Regions from separate parts of the Homo sapiens genome. Here region 2 is linked to region 1. Evidence: chromatin loops called from intact Hi-C (ENCODE). Cell type or tissue: heart left ventricle. All regions are shown on one strand.

What was found. Peaks named below come from ENCODE experiments on the same cell type or tissue, not always from the same donor. Only the 100,000 strongest peaks of a DNase experiment are listed, where the experiment ranks them.
Region 2: a loop joins it to region 1, with 2.4 times the contacts of the local background. A loop is called at or near these places in 3 of 110 quality-filtered maps.

What each region holds. Positions count from the first base shown.
Region 1 is chr3:193,804,114-193,806,613 of GRCh38, forward strand. No RefSeq gene overlaps it. Among named protein-coding and RNA genes, the nearest start is that of LINC02038, 39 kb to the right of the region's middle. In heart left ventricle, no CTCF peak of the experiment used is centred here; a DNase peak (open chromatin) is centred at 1,528.
Region 2 is chr3:193,896,457-193,898,956 of GRCh38, forward strand. No RefSeq gene overlaps it. Among named protein-coding and RNA genes, the nearest start is that of LINC02038, 54 kb to the left of the region's middle. In heart left ventricle, no CTCF peak of the experiment used is centred here; a DNase peak (open chromatin) is centred at 1,015.

The sequences.
Region 1 (2,500 bases):
TTACCAGGTGTGGGATGCTCCCATCACAGGCAAAGGAAGCAGGGCTATAGAAATGGTTTATTCCCCTATAGCCCTGTAGTATAGAACAGATGTCACAGCAGTTGCCCAGAAAAATGGTGACCAAAGCATTTTCATGTACATCTGATTAGCCGTGAAGGCTTAATTGTTTCTTAAATGTTTGTTGGAAAAGAATACTTTCTAGTGAAGAAGAAAGAACAAAAAATGTGCACCACAGACCATGAAATCATTTCTGCTCCGATCGTTGAACATCCAGTGTCTTTTCCTTTAAAGGATTCAAATTAACCTGGGACTTATAGAAGTTTTGTCACTGTTGCATGAAACACTGATTTCATTAGAACTCCCAGAACTTCTCTTCCACTGCACCGCGAGCTTTGTCTGTGACAGCTTATTCACTCTCTCCTCCCATGCCTAGCCACAGGCTTGACCCTAGGTTGCACTTAGCAAGTGGGCTTTGAGTTGAAAAAACGCAGACTTGGAAGCTGCATTGTTCTCGCCTGAGGTGGATAAATATTGAGGTGGTCAATCAACCTTTGTGGCCCACCATCCCCTGCTCCCTGCAGCCCACCTGCACCAATGATGGCTGTGCAGATCCATGGTGGGGCTGCCCAAGTTTCTCCTCAGCTTCATTCACTTTATCCAGAATGAGAAGGAGAGCCAGGGTTAGGTCAGGTTTTGACATATGATAGTTCTGATTCCATGAAGTAAGTAACTAGCTAAACCATTACAGAATATTGGGTATTTGTGGAAAATCTGCCATTTGGTTTCCTTAGACGGTGATATACAATTCTGGAGAGGTGTGAATATCAGGATTGACTTATTTTGGTCTATAACCCTGTACTATGTTCTAGTAATAAAAATGATAAATCCTATATGTAGAAACAAAGGCTAGCAAGTGCCCAAAAGACAGGGTAGAAATGGATGAAAATTGCAGACTTAAATCTGGATTCCTATGTATATCATTTACCCATCAGATCCTAATGAAATGCTAACACAGGACTCCTAAGATAAATATCTCTGATGTTACATTATATAAAATGAGGTTTATAATAAAAATTTTTAAGATTAAGATTGTTGTTTGGTGGGGGGAGGGATAGCATAAGGAGATATACCTAATGTAAATGATGAGTTAATGGGTGCAGCACACCAACATGGCACATGTACACATATGTAACAAACCTGCACGTTGTGCACATGTACCCTAGAACTTAAAGTATAATAATAAAAAAAAAAAAGAAAAAAAAGAAACTGGAGATATTTTCTGGTTTATATGACTTTCTAAAAGGCATTTTTAAAGTATAATCTATATATCCATGATGCATATTACGGCATCCAAATTTACAGGCTTATTTTTAAATGAAAGAAAAAGAAAAATCTATCAGAAAAAGTCAGAGCCGGATGGAGCCTTTATGTGTAGATGGTCCACGCTGTCTGTAAATAAGCAGGTTGGCCTTCAGCAGGGGTTTCCAAACTCTGGTTCTTGGACCGGGGCCAGCTCCCGCTGCCTGCTGCATCACCTTGCAAACTTATTAACCAGGCAGATTGCCAGGCCGCATCCCTGGAGGCTCTGAGTCAGCCAACTCAGTCTGGGAACCATTGGATTTAAGGCGCTTTCCCAGACATGAGATTCAAGAAGCCTGTGACTCCAGGCTTATCCCTGTCCTTCATCACTAAGGATGGTCAGCGTGAGGATAAAAATGGCATTAGGTCCATCTGTACTGGGACTGGGCCTCTGTGTTAGAAAGGACTTTGGGTCCTCAATCGTTGTTGAAACTTTTTAATTCATAAGTGACACTTTTCTGGTTGCCATATACAAACCTACAGCTCTAGCCACACTGATCTCATTCATTCATTTGTTCACTTGTATCACAAACATTTACTGAGTGCCTACTGAGAATGCAGTTGTCAGTTCTGCTTTTAAGTCCAGTGACAACAGCAGGCACGTACACAGATTTATGACCCAATGATTATGGAGAAAGAGCAAAGTATTAGGGTAGCATCTAGAAGGAACTATCATGATCCATCCCCTAGGGATGAACACATTTCCACTTCAAGCTGAAAAACGAAAAAAATTGCTGGGGAGGCAAATAGACAACCCAAAGTATCTGTCAACAAGGCCATCACAATCATTCAGTAAACCATGTTAATTTCTTAGTTCATAACTGGACCATGGTTATACGAGATGCCAACATTAGGAAAGCTGGGTGAAGGGTGTATGGGAACACTCTATATTATCCATTATCCTTGCAAATCATCTATAAGTTTAAATTTTTAAACAAGTTTTAGAAAATTATCATTTAGATAGAGAAGACAAGGGAGAGACCCAAGGTAGTGACTGTGGGGATAGCTGAGCCAGGCATTTTTGAGAGATTTAGGAGGTAGAATGAAGAGAATTGAGGCATTGTTCAAGTGTGGAAGGATGAAGGAGAGGGGTGCTTTGACCAATAGTGGGACATGGGGCATGATTCCCTGGGCTAGAAGA
Region 2 (2,500 bases), 92 kb after region 1:
CAACCTGAGACTCTGGGGAGATGCCAGCATGACTTGTGGGGAGACCCCTGCCCTCGAACATACTCTCCAACCCAGCCATCATCTTACCCTGCTCAGGGACTCTATGGGATGAACGTCGTTAGTGAGGCCGGTGAGGGACACACACATTCCTAAAGCTCACTTTGGAAGGCAAGTCTCATCTTGTCTCTTGTCTTTTCATTTTAACAAGCTAGAGGGAATCTTGCTGTGCTCCGAAGTCTCTCTTGTCTGGGGGAGAAAATAATACTAAAGTGCTCACTATTCAAAATGAAATCCTTAAACACAACATGAGTGTCACCTGGAGCTCGTTTGCAATTCTGATTTCAGGGCCCCACTCGAGACCAACTGGATCAGCATCTCTGGGGGTAGGACCCAAGAATCAATGTTTTAACAGGCTCTCCAGGTGATTCTTATGCACATTGAAGTTTGAGAAGCACGGATTTAAGGAACAGTGTAGATAAGTCAGCCTCTCTTGAGTTCACTTGCTTCAGTCTAGAAAGTTTAGGTGACTTTCTAGACCTGGGAACAGGAAGTTCATTCTAACACTCAATTGTGAAAGCCATCATTTCAAAATATAGAAGATTTCTGGAGACTCCCACATGGACCAACCAGGAATAATCATAACATAAATTGAGCTTAAAAATATAGCTATTTGGACTGACCTACTTTATCAGCTTATTTGATTGCAGGCAAAAGAAATAGAATCTTGCTATCTTAAGCACAGAAGGAATTTAGGAGAAGATACAGGACTGCTTACAGAATCTGAATCAGAATCAGAAGAATCAGTCTCAGAAAAGCCAGGAACCAAGGCAGGACCTAGGTAAAGAAACTACTGGAAACTACTGGAAAATCTGGATAAGGAGCTGTTGCGGTGCTTAATTGACTATCACAGCTTTCTGGAGCGGCCTCTGCCTATCTGAGATGCAGATTCCCGAGGGAGAATCCGATTGGCCATGGCACGGTCACGTGCTAAGCCCTGGTCAGTGCAAAGCCGGAAACCTTGAGGGATGGTGCTAGCGCCCGTCCAAGGCTGTACACAGTAGGTGCTGGATGGTTCCTCCGAGCAAAATCAGGCACAGCTCCCAGGCATGAGGGGATGGAGCCAACAGGCAAAACAGTGGATGCTCCCTGCCTCCCCTGGCTAGCTGAGTATAACTGGACATCAGCAGGAGAAATACAGATGTGGAAGCCTTCAGAGAGATGAAAGGAAATGTGAAAGTTTTCTTAGAGTGGCTGGGGGAGTTCAAAGGCTAGGAAAAACAGAATGGAGACAACAGTATGATTGGGTGTAGTTGTGAAGGCCAAAGAGGATGGCCTGAGGTAATGACTTCAAGAAGCCCAGCTCCTGGAAGCTGACAGGGTCAGATGCTCTGTGTGCCCCTGTGGGAGGGAGGGAGGTGCAGATTCAAAGAGATGTCTGTGAGAGAAAGTCAAGGAGAGGCAGAGAGTGCAGGCGTCCGGCCTCCCTAACACACGCCTGTAATCTGAGCACACAGAAAGAGAGGACAAGCTCTTCCTCAGAAGCACGGTGCGGAGGTGCTGGGGTGGGCGGCTGGAGAGCCGGGAAGGCGGGCTATCATCGGCATTCGGGTTAAGAGTGCATGCAATGTGACAGCAAGGACCTAAAAGAGACACCAGTGCCAGGAGAGAGGAAGGAAGGAAGGAAGGAAGGAAGGAAGGAAGGAAGGAAGGAAGGAAGGAAGGAAGGAAGGAAGGAAGGAAGGAGATTTCATAGCACTACATGTATCTATATTGTACAACTAAATATAGAAAAAGAAACACATTTCTTTGTGGTATTTGCTCATTTTTATATAGTAGGTACTTTTAATGTACATAGCAGGAATTTATCTATCATTGTTTAATGACAGCATTCAAAGAGATATGTATGGTTAGAGATATAAAACATATATAGTTATTTTACATTTTAATTTATTTGTAGCTAGCCAAAATAAATTAGCCTATCAAAATAAATAGCCTATCAAAAGTTATATATCTAAAATACTTTGGCTAATAGTGGCACGAAACACCATGAAAATCTGACACTTCCCTAAGAAAAATCATGAACAGTTTCAATACCAGATAACACAGGGCCAATACCTTAGTGTTTATTCCACACTGACCCCAATGCAGTAAAGTGAGAATGGGGTCTGTGAGAGCCACCGACCCAACAGCTACACTAGGCTGATTTAAATCAGAAGGCCAAGGTCCTGCATTTCACCTACTCTGATGCTTTTATCCCCTGAGGCCAGTACAGCATGAAGTTCTGATATCATTCTTTTGAGTAGGGCGGGGGTGGGCAACAGAGAGCAACAACAGGCCCAAGGCTTTGGCAAGTCCTTTGGGGGTGGAATGAGGACACCGTCTTTGAAGGCCCTATTCCCTCCAGTGGGCCTTCCATCTGGCAGGGAATTGAGATGGTCTCTCTTGAACCCTCAAGAAGATTGTGACCCACAAACTAAAGGCTGACAGTCTAAGTAAGTTC